Linked DNA regions of Homo sapiens: region 1 is linked to region 2. Evidence: chromatin contacts called from ENCODE Hi-C or POLR2A ChIA-PET data. All regions are on one chromosome and are shown on one strand. The core of a region is the stretch at or near the end of the contact, and the rest is flanking DNA. Distances in the headings are between cores, read along the strand shown. Region 1 overlaps TESK2 (testis associated actin remodelling kinase 2). Region 2 holds the start of LINC01144 (long intergenic non-protein coding RNA 1144).

The links. Hi-C counts contacts between places; a loop is a spot of excess contacts on that map. ChIA-PET counts read pairs that join two places held with the same protein, here RNA polymerase II (POLR2A).
Region 1: a map of PC-9 shows a loop between it and region 2 (4-fold over the local background). The contact joins the enhancer-like site here to the promoter of LINC01144 in region 2. A Hi-C loop is called at or near these places in 1 of 168 maps with a recorded cell type or tissue (PC-9). POLR2A ChIA-PET finds 5 or more read pairs at or near these places in 7 of 52 experiments (B cell, Panc1, T-cell and 4 more).

Annotation. Positions count from the first base shown.
Region 1 is chr1:45,407,287-45,413,011 of GRCh38, reverse strand. All of the region lies in intron 3 of TESK2 (testis associated actin remodelling kinase 2), which reads left to right. Among named protein-coding and RNA genes, the nearest start is that of TOE1, 70 kb to the right of the region's middle. Within about 2 kb of position 1,786, at least 4 of the 41 ENCODE cell types and tissues checked have a DNase peak (open chromatin) inside an H3K27ac peak, as active enhancers do; they include B cell and PC-9, where a contact is called at or near this core.
Region 2 is chr1:45,302,372-45,308,322 of GRCh38, reverse strand. It overlaps LINC01144 (long intergenic non-protein coding RNA 1144), which reads right to left and starts at 4,413. Exons shown (of 1, transcript NR_024270.1): 1 at 2,704-4,413. It overlaps LOC105378691 (a long non-coding RNA gene), which reads left to right and starts at 4,577. Exons shown (of 3, transcript XR_947287.4): 1 at 4,577-4,831. RefSeq lists enhancers at 1,731-1,910, 4,081-4,320, 4,781-4,840 and a silencer at 4,511-4,690.

The sequences.
Region 1 (5,725 bases), core at 537-3,036, 110 kb before region 2:
TACCTCCCCACGACCCCAAGACAGGGCCTCACTCTGTTGCCCAGGCTCACTGCAATCTCTGCCTTCTGGGCTCAAGCAATCCTCCCACCTCAGCCTCCTGAGTAGCTGGGACTGCAGGCGTATGCCGCCACACTTGGCTAACTTTGAAAATTTTTTTGTAGAGAAAGTTCTCACTATATTGCCCAGGCTGGTCTCGAACTCCTGAGCTCAAGCAATCCTCCCACCTCGGCCTCCCAAAATGCTGGGATTATAGGCTTGAGCCACTGCACTGGGTCTCTCTGTTATTTATGCCATGAGAAATTTAATATTTCTTTTAGACTCCTTCAATTCACCAAATATGCCTTCAATTCACCAAATATGAAATTGAAGACTATGCCTTCAATTCACAAATATTTGCTTGGAACTACTCAGTCCCTCCCTGTGCTAGGTAATATCATGATTAATGCAAGAGAAATAGAGGCTTCTTGTCTCCCAGAGAGTCTCCTTAAGAAGTAAATTATACTATGTAGGAAATAGACTAGCATTAGCTAATGCTGTGAGAATATGGCAGGATATTTTCCCAGTCTCAGTTATTAAGACAGCCATCTTTCCAGTTATCCATCCTGAAAAATTCCAGCCATTTTTGGTTATCATGTATTCCTTGCTTCTAATGAGAAGCTAAGCTGTGATTCTAAATATTCAAAGGCTTTTGCATCTATTCCTTCCCGTATATGTGGGCTGTAATTCAGCCTTCTTCACTTTCACCTGGAGTGAATTATTTTCCCTGTCTCTTTGCCCTTTTTCACTCTTCCTGATACTCAGCTCTGGTTGTATAGTTTATTTCTTAAAACTTTTTGTGGCTCACATTGGTTTCAAAATCGAGTCAAAAATTATTTAGACTGACAGTTAAGGTTCAGTCTGTTTTTCCAGCCTTTTCTTCCACTCTTTCTCTTGTACAATTCACACAGCTCCACAATTTCCTAATTATATTCTCTAGGACAAGTTATTTAACCTCTGTGCTTTGATTTCTTCTGTTTAATGAGAATGGACCAGATCAGTTGTTAGAAATCACACTGAGGCAGGGCATGGTGGCTTACACCTATAATCTGAGCACTTGGGAGACTGAGGCGGGAGGATCCATTTGAGCCTAGGAGTAGTGAGCTATGATGGCTTCTTCCTGCCAGCTGCACAGACAAAATCAATTCCCTGAGATCGTGGCATTGCAGTAAGAAAGAGTTTAATTGACTCAAGGCCAGCCATGCCAAAGAGGCAGTTATCACTTAAATCAGTCTTCCTGAAGCCCTCTAGAGGTTAGAGTTTTTATGGACAATTTGGTGGGCAGGGCTGAGGGAATGGGTGCTGCTGATTAATTGGGGGTGTGGAAAAGTCCTTGTGCGCTGAGTGTGCCTCTGTGTAGGGCTACAGCAGGAGTCCTCAACCCCCAGGTTATGGACCGGTATCAGCCTGTGGCCTGTTAGGAACTGGGCCACACAGCAGGAGGTGAACAGGTGAGCAAGCATTGCTGCCTGAGCTCTGCTTCCTGTCAGATCAGCGGTGGCATTATATTTTCATAGAAGCGTGAACCCTGTTGTGAACTGTGCATGCGAGGGATCTTGGTTGCACGTCCCTTATGAGAATCAAATGCCTGATGATCTCAGGTGGAACAGTTTCATCCCAAAACCATCCCTCCACCTGACCCTCACCCGAGTCTGTGGAAAAATTGTCTTCCACAAAACCAGTCCCTGGTGCCAAAAAGGTTGGGGAAGGCTGGGCTACAGGACCAGTTGAGTCATGAGTCATGAGTCTGGGTGGGGTTGGTCTGAAAAAAATCTCTCAGAAAACCAGTCTTAGGTTCTATAATAGTGATGTTATCTATAGGAGCAGTTGGAGAAGTCACAAATCTTGTGATCTCTAGCCACATGACTCCCAAGCAGTAAGAAATTGTAGAACTATACCTACATTTTAGCAGAATTCTCTCCCCTCCCATAATCCTAACCTTGTGGCCTTTCCTTAGTTTTACAAAGGTAGTTTAGTTTTGGGAAGGGCTATTATCATCCTTGCTTTAAGGTTAAACTGTAAACTAAATTCCTCCCAAAGTTAGCTTGGCCTATGCCCAGGAATGACCAAAGACAAACAGCTTGAGGTTGGAGGCAAGATAGAGTTAACGATGTCAGATTTCTCTTTTGCAAAGGTGGTTTCAGTTGTGCCACTGAAACACAGACTGGGTGATATAGTGAGACCATGTATGTTAAAAAAAAAATAAAAAATAAAATAAATAAATATATAAATAAGAAATCACATTGAATTAAATGTTGAACAATTTTTAAATAATCAGGTTTTTAAAATATCTTAAGGGTGAGTGAATGTGGATGTGGAGTGTGTTCCAGAATAAATGGGCAGTGTTTTAAAAAAAAATTTTTTTTTTTTGAGTTGGAGTTTCGCTCTTGTTGCCCAAGCTGGGGTGCAATGGTGCAATCTCAGCTTACTACAACCTCTGCCTCTCAGGTTCAAGTGATTCTCCTGCCTCAGCCTCCCGAGTAGCTGGGATTACAGGCACGCGCCACCATGCCCAGCTAATTTTTTGTATTTTTAGGAGAAACAGGGTTTCACCATGTTAGCCAGGCTGGCCTCGAACTCCTAACCTCAGGTGATCCGTTTGCCTCGGCCTCCCAAAGTACTGGGATTACAGGCGTGAGCCACTGCTCCCAGCCTAAAATGTTTTTTTGCATCTGTTGAAGGTTGAAAAAAAAATAATAAAGTGGATCTCTCTGATTTTATCATTGTAATCCTGGTGGGTAACTAGGTGAAAGACTCTCAAGAGAGTTCACAAAGCATCTTTTGTAACACTAGACTGTAAGGTGATCTTAATTTTTTTTTGAGACAGAGTCTCACTCTGTCACCCAGGCTGGAGTACAGTGGCATGATCTCTGCTCACTGCAACCTCCGCCTCCCAGGTTCTCGTGCTTCAGCCTCCCGAGTAGCTGGGATTACAGGCATGTGTCACCACACCCAGCTAATTTTTGTATTTTTAGTAGAGATAGGATTTCACCATGTTGGCCAGGCTGGTCTCAAACTCCTGGCCTCAAGTGATCTGCCCCCGTTGGCCTCCCAAAGTGCTGGTATTACAGGTGTGAGCCACTGTGTCTTGGCTGAAGATTTTTAATATAAACAATGATTACTAATTATTGAGTACCCATTATGGACCACTATTAATTTCCTGCCGCATTCCCTTTCTTCTTTCCAGACCTCTCCCACCATTCATCCATCACTTGAGCCAAAAACTTACCATTCTTATTATCTTTCTCTTACACCCTATTTCAAACCATCAAGTAGTTCAGCATTATCTTCAAAATATGTCCTGAGTCTTTTTACCTCTACACTTACTACTCTAGCCCAACCATCCTAATTGATCTCTTGTCTTCCCCTTTTACCCCACAATAGCCAGATTGAATTTTAAGAGGGTAAATCAGATTATGTCATTTCCCTGCTGAATTTCCTAATACAGCTTTTTGTCATTCTTCAAAGTTCATACTCTGGGCTTTAACCTATCAGGCCCTAAATGATTTGGCCTACGTGGCTCTGACCATATTTCCAATCATTCTTCCTTTTTCTTACATCATTCTAACCACACTCACTAACCCTCTTGTTTCTCAGACACATTAAGCTTTTTTCCCTGCTTCAGGGCCTTTGTACTTACTTTATTCCAGAATCATATGATATATTTCTGCTGAGATAGCCCCTCTTCAAAGAAATCTTTTTGACTAGTCTAAAATAGACATCGATATTTGTTACAAGTTCTCATTACTTCTGAAAAGAACCTTATTCATTTGTTTACCTATTGCTTAAAGCCTCCAGTATTGAATGAGCTCTCTGAGGGTAGAAGTTTATCTTTTTCACCACTGTATTTGTAGTGCCTATAGTGTAGTATCTCTAGAAGCTGATGCCAATTAGAACCAAGCCAGTTTGCATCACAGAAACTTATAAAAGCTCAGGAACTGAAGGTGGGTGTCAGGCTTGGGCTAAAAATAAGAGGGCTATTCAAAGTCTTTTAAGGGGTAACTGGGCCTGAAAGTCAACATCCCCATTTCTTGTAACTAATCAGTTAAATATCACCCACCCCAATAAGACATGGTTTATTTTTGGAGAAAAATTGAACCAGAAATACTTCATACTAGTGAACATCTGATAGAATGCAATACCTAAAAGAGGAGATGGGGGGATAGTCTGCATACTGGAATGGTGAGGCTCATAAGACTTCTAGTCACCTTCCATCACCTGGCTCTCAGGCAGGCAAGAATCATTCCTATCCTACCCTCAACCCTGCCACTTGCCAGGAAATTGATGGATTTTTTCCTGGAGAAAATGAATAGACCCAAATAAAGGAAGACAGTTTTTTAAAAATGACAACCTTTCTCAGAAGTATTTGGCTTTGGCAATATAATAAAATTAAAACATTTTTTATATGAGCCATAGGCTCATGCTCTTTGAGTTCTCACCATTCAGTATGCAGACTAACCCATTGTGCCGGGCCTGGCTAATACCTGGAGGGGAGAACCAAAGGACATGTGCTTCCAGATTGAAAGGGCCCAGCACAATGAATGAAAAAACAGCCACCCAGAGCATATCATTATGAAATTTTAGAATATGGGTAATAAAAATATTCTAAACATTTCCACAGAGGAAAAAATTTAAAAAAAAATCCCATACAAAAAAGCTAGAGCAATGGAAGATGCTTTCTGAGAGAAAATGATTTCCTACTTAGAATCCTATGTCCAGCTGAACTACCAATCAAGCATGAGAGTAGAGTGAAGATATTTTTAGATAGGCAAATTGTCAAAAAATTTGCCTCTCATGAGCCCCTTCTCATGATGCTATTGGAGGATGTGTCCCTTCAAAACAGGGAAGTAAACAAAACACCCTAATAAAAATAAAAAGGAAGCCTTGAGACCTAGAAAGAAGTGGGTATAAAGGTAATGGGAAGTCCCAGGATGACTGTTGTGCAACAGTCTACAAAATAAGCAGTTCAGGTTGGATTCGAAGGATTACAAGATTCAGGAGAGATGTTGGGAAGTGGGGGTGTGAGGAAAGAACTTATGTATTTCCTGATATGTTTGGCAGGGTGGAAATCCATATTCAGAAGAATTTTACAATTTTGTTGGAGGCTTTGGAAAGAAGTAGCAGTAGGCATGCATATAAGTCCTTTCTCATGCTGCTAATAAAGACACACCCAAGACTGGGTAATTTATAAAGGAAAGAGGTTTAATGGACTCGTAGTTCCACGTGGCTGGGGAGGCCTCACAGTCATGGCAAAAGATGAAGGAAAAGCACAGGGACATCTTACATGGCTGCAGGCAAGAGAACATGTGCAGGGGAACTCCCCTTTATAAAACTATCAGATATCGTGAGACTTACTCACTATCACGAAAACAGCATGGGAGAGACCTGTCCCCATGATTCAATTACCTCCCACCAGGTCCCTCCAAAATGGGAATTATGGGAGCTACAATTCAAGATGAGATTTGGGTGGGACACAACCAAACCATGATAGCATGTAATAACTAAGCAAATGAAAAAAGGGGTAAAATACAAACAATTATAGAAGAAATAAAGTGAAATCATAATATAGTACTTGGCCTCATAGTGATTATAATCAGTCATAATAATGTAAATGCTGGCCAGGCACGGTGGCTCACACCTATAATCCTAGCACTTTGGGAGGCTGAGACCAGCCTGGGCAACATAGTGG
Region 2 (5,951 bases), core at 3,164-5,663:
CTGGGCGTGGTGGCTCATGCCTGTAATCCAGCACTTTGGGAGGCCGAAGTGGGCAGATCACCGGAGGTAAGGAGTTCAAGACCAGCCTGGCCAACATGGTGAAACCCCATATCTCCTAAAAATACAAAAATTAGCTGGGTGTGGTGGCGGATGCCTGTAATGCCAGCTACTAGGGAGGCTGAGGCAAGAGAATCCCTTGAACCAGGGAGGCAGAGGTTGCAGTGAGCCGAGATTGTGCCACTGCACTCCAGCCTGGGTGACAGAGTGAGACGCCATCTCCAAAAATAAAATTAAAAAATAAATAAAGTTATGAAACTGCCATTGCAAAATTATAACTGAGACAGTGAGGAAGATATGACCTAACTGACTCCATCTTGCTTCTAAACTCCAAGCTGTCGTTGTTCATTCCTGGACTTTGGGAGAAATTTAGTTTATAGTTTAGCTTTGAAACAAAGATGGTAACAGTCCTTTCCCAAAACAAACCTACCTACCATCTGTGGATTAGACTGCCTAAAGCCACAAAATTAGAGGTTATGGTAATTTTACTAAATAATTCAAGATATAACTACATTCATTAAACCAATATCAACATCTTATTTGTTAAAGGTTACACAAGCAAGATCATTCTGTCTTGGGCTGCGTTTATAGTTTTGTTACCCCTATGCCAAATTTTGACACCTTATAATATTTGGCAGGGATGAGTATGAAATTGCTTCATTAATACATGCAAAGAAAAATGTAGGCGGGCAATTCTTAAGATGTTTCTAATATTACCTTACCATTAATTTTAAAGCAAGCTTATTTATTAAAGATTTTACTTAAGTTACATAAACTTGAAAGAGCATTTCACTAGTCTTTTGTAGTATATGATTTAAGCGCTTTTCATTGTTTTAAGCCAATTAATTAGCACTCTTTTATATATTTTTAGTAGTGAAACACTGTGTACACAACACATAAATACACAGACATATTAGGCATGCTTTAGAACTACATTTTACAGATTTATGAAAACCTTTTTTTCCCCTATATTAGACTTTCAGATTCTTGATGACCTATTTCATAACCCTGGGCAGTTTTCAGCTAAATAGCCTTAAATTTGCATATTAAAGGAAACAACTTAGGTGAAAGTCAAATAGCAAAATTTACATTATAAGGTCGGAGAGAAAACGTTTGGTGTGCTAGAGGGAAATTAAAACAGATTTAATTGCCAATTAAGCATAAAATCGTAGAAATTATAAAGGCCTTTTAAATATATATACACACACACATAGACACACACATAAACAAATATCCTATAGCTTTTACTTCAGAACTTTTAGCCATGAGATAAACACAAATTCACCACCCTGCAAAAAGAACTTGTTGGATGCAGTGGTTTTTATCTTAATAGAAAAATAACAGCAGATTTAGAGCAGGCAGAAAAGAAAAAAATCGAGAAAAAGAGCACTTAGGAACTCTATAATTTGCAGGTCGATCTTAGGGCTCTTTTTCCTTAATGTAAATGTGCACAAAGACCATATTATTTCCATTTTACATAAACTTTGGCAAGTAGATGTGCCATACAACCTATGGAGTGCTGGAAAGGGGGTCATTCTCTTTGTTTCCTCCTCATTCTTATATTGTTTCCCAATTTTTTTTTCTCTCTTAATAGGAGGAACTGAGCTGTGGCCCAGGTTTTTTGATTGCTATGTGCTGCTTGTGGGCAGGATGCTACAGTGTGTCATCGCTGAGTCGTTTCCACCCTCTTACATGTCTCAGTTTCTCTCTCCAGAGGTTTATGACCCCAGAAAAGGCTCAAAAGGCTGGGCGATCAGCCCTTATATGCGTTTCCTGGATGAGCCATTTTTAAAATTAATTTTTGTTGGGGATTTCCCTCCAGGGCCGCTGCACGTCGCAAGGGGTTAACCCCCCCAGAGACTCCCATGAGGCCCCCAGTCACCTAGGGGCGCTTTCAGCTGGGAGGAGTAAATGCCTTTTCTCTTCAGAGCTGAGAAAACTGTCATTAACGTATGAAAACAACAGTTCACTTCTTCACGCAAATGCACACAGACAAACCGAATTAAGTTTAAATTTGGGAGAAAAAGCAATAGAGAAGACCCTTTAGAATGCATCTCTGAACAAGAATTAGGATCCTTAAACAACAACTTCAGACTGGAACAAAGCAACAACAACAAAAAAACCAACAATATGATCACTGAGCGCTCTAATGGTAAGGAGAAATTAAGACCAGCTGGTTGTTAATCTTAACTTTATCCAAGACAAACCCCAATTCAGTTACCTATCTAGGGATGGGTCTCAGGCCGAAGGCTGCTTTCTACCATCCTAGAAGCAGGAAAAAAACAAAAAACAAACTCATCTTCCCTGTTAGAAGTGAGCTCAGACTCCATAGGAGTTACCTGCATTCCATTGTCATGGAAGCAGGAGAAAAGTTGCCTTCCTTGTGTTGGAAGCAAGTAAAACTCTAGAAAAAGAGGAGTTGTACAGCAAAATAAACTTTAGATCTTGACTAAATTTTGGGAGATCAGGGATTCTCTGGACGGGGTACTCTCAGACCTCAGCAAATTGTCCTATTGGTTTGAGCCATAAAGTTAGCTCATGCTGGTACCATGCACCAATGGGAGATTTGTCAAAAGTCAGGGGCATCTCCACTCAGAATCCCTCAATGATTACCAAAATGTGAACCCTGAAAATTTGAGACAGGTCTCAGTTAATTCAGAAACTTTATTTTGCCAAGGTTGAAGATGCGTGCCCGTGACACAGCCTCAGGGAGTCCTGGCGACATGTGCCCAAGGTGGTCAGGGCACAGTTTGTTTTCATACATTTTAAGGAGACATGAGACATCAATCGATATATGTAAGAAGTACGTTGGTTCCGTCCAGAAAGGCGGGGACAACTCGAAGTGGGGAGGGGGCTTCCAGGTCGCAGGTAGCTGAGAGACAAATGGTTGCATTATTTTGTTTCTGACAAGCCTCTCCAAAGGAGGCAATCAGGTATGTGTCTATCTCAGCGAGCAGAGGAGTGACTGAATAAAATGGGAGGCAGGTTTGCCCTGAGTAGTTCCCAGCTTGACTTTTCCCTTCAGCTTAGTGATTTGTGGGGCCCCAAGATTTCCCACAAGTGAAAGGAAAATATCTCAATCCCCCGCCCCAAATCACCAAGCTCAAAGGAAAATTCAGGTTGGGAACTGCTCAGGCCACACCTGCCTCCCATTCTATTCAGTCACCCCTCTGCTCATGATGAACAGGATGCTGCTGAACCCTGGGGTCGCTGGGGCCTTAAATGACTTTGATGATGAGAGACTGGGCATGGAGAGCTAGAGGCCCTCATCTCCCTTCCCCAGCGAGTCGGAAGCGTCCCCATTACTAGTTCCTAGAATATGCTGAGATGTCTCAGGTTGCGGTGTGCAGCTGGGAGTTGCAGCCTGGCAGGAGGCCCAGGTTTTAGCCTGTGAACCGGGGCCCTGCTATGTAGGCCAGGGTGGCTCTGACCTGGCACTCTGTGGGGCCAGGGCAGACATAGCAGCAAAGGCCATGGGGTCACAAAGAGAGAGACTGCAGAAGGATCAGGAGTAACAGGCATAATGGGGCTATTCTTCCCTAGGCCTGAACACTGGGAAGGCACTGGCAGGGCCCCGGTTTTGATGGTGGATTCTTGGAGTAGGGGCCTTGGTAATAGGGCTCTGAGTGCTGGGGCAGAATGGGCTATCTTGACCCTTCATAGTCAGGGTCCCAAGTGGGCAATCCTGGAGCCTCCAGGTCTTTGGTCCAGCGGCGGGGTTTTCCACTCAAGGGCCACAGGTACAGACAAGCAGAGCAGAAACAGCCCCCCCGGCCTTTCACTTCCCACCTGCTCCCGAGGGAGAGAGTAAGGTTTCTGGGGGTAAGTGGGGGCTATCTGAAAGAAAAGGGTGATTTTGGCTGGGGCTCGGTGCCCTACAAGAGCCCTTGCTTGACTTTGACGCAAGGCACAGACTGGGCTCTGAAGGGGCAGGCTGGGGGGTAGACGTCGTCATGGATGTTGGATCTCCCTTCCGGCCATGGCCCAAGTACGACCCCTGTTCCCTTAAAGTCAGGACCTCGCAGAACTTTCGCAAGATGGGTCCTCGGAGTCTGCCCGCGATTGCGCTCCCAAGGGGTGCCGCTGCCGAGGGTAGGCGCGCCAGTCGAGATCAAAGCGGATGGGATGACGCCACTGGAGGGCGCGCGGGGCCGCGGGGCAGGGTGGTGCTCCTGCTGCAGGTTTCAGGCCTCTTCTGCCTTCTACAGCCGCCAGGTCAGCAGAGGCGGAGGCCCGGGCTGTGGATGGCCGAGGAGCCGAACTCGTGAAGCCACGTTCCTCCTGCAGCTCTTAACCCAGGCGCGGCGGCTCGCCGGGCCGCTCCCCTTACTCCGAAACCGTGAGCCTCAGCCCTTCCCTCTCTCCCCAATCCCAGGGGGCGCCGGCGGACACCCCAGAAACCCACGCGCTCTCGTTCCTGGTCCCGCCCCCTCTACGTTCCCTCCCCCTCTACGTTCCCTCCCCTTTTCCTTCCAGAGGCGGCGGCCCCGGAAGCTCCCGCCATTCTGGACCCGCCCCCTCCAAGCTCCCGCCCCTTTCCCTTCCTGTGGAGGCGGCCTCGGAAGCTCCCGTCTTTCTGGACCCGCCCCTTCCCCACCCTGCTCCGCCCTCGGCCCCGGCCCCCGCTCCGAGCTCCCTTAGCTCTAAGCGGTTCCGGAAGCTCCCGCCTTTCTGGACACGCCCCTGCCTCCCCCACAGGATTCCGACTCTCTCCCGGCTCGTCGAGGGCTTGACATTTTACCGGGGGGTGGCCCAGAAAAACCTCGTAGAGATGGTGACTTTAAAAAATTCTTTTTCGGCTAGGTGCGGTGACTCACGCCTGTAATCCCAGCGCTTTGGGAGGCCGAGGCGGGCGGATCACTTGAAATCACGAGTTCGAGATCCGCCTGGCCAACATGGTGAAACCCCGTCTCTACAAAAATACAAAAATTAGCCGGGCGTAGTGGCGCAGGCCTGTGGTCCCAGCTACTCGGGAGGTTGAGGTGGGAGGATCGCCCGAGCTGGGGGAGGTTAAGGCTGCAGTGAGCTGTGATCGCGCCACTGCACTCCAGCCTGGACGACAGGGCAAGATTGTGCCTTAAAAATAAAAACTTGTTTTGGTAAAATACACATAATATTTACCATATGTACTTTTTTTTTTTTTTTAAATGGAGTCTGGTTCTGTTGCCCAGACTGGAGTGCAGTGGCACACCACTGGGTTCAAGCGATTCTCGTGTCTCAGCCACCCATGTAGCTGGGATTACAGGCATGCGCCACCACGCTGGGCTAATTTTTGTCTTTTTAGTAGAGATGGGGGTTTCTGCCATGTTGGCCAGGCTGGTCTGGAACTCGTGGCCTCAGGTGATCTGCCTGCCTTGGCCTCCCAAAGTGCTGGGATTACAGGCTGAGCCACCGTGCCCGGCCCTACCATGATTTTTTTTTTTTTTAAACAGAAGTCTTGCTCTGTCGCCCAGGCAATGGCACGATCTCGGCTAATTGCATCCTCCGCCTCCGGGGTTCAAGTGATTCTCCTGCCTCAGCTTCCAGAATAGCTGGGATTACAGGCACCTGCACCATGCCCAGTTAATTTTTGTATTTTTGGTAGAGAGGGAGTTTCGCCATGTTGGCCAGGCTGGTCTCGAACACTTGACCTCAGGTGATCACCTGCCTTGGCCTCCCAGAGTGCTGGGATTACAGGTGTCAGCCACTGCGCCCAGCCTACCATGGTATTTTTAATGGCCACGTAATACCCTGTGTGTGTTATATTGTGTGGATGTGTTATATTAATTTAACCAGCCCCCTATTGATTAACATTGTAGCTGTTTATAAAATGGTGTAGTAAACATCCTTTCTGTAGGTCTTTGTGCACATATGGAGTATATTTGTAGGCTGATTTCTTGGAAGTAGAATTGTTG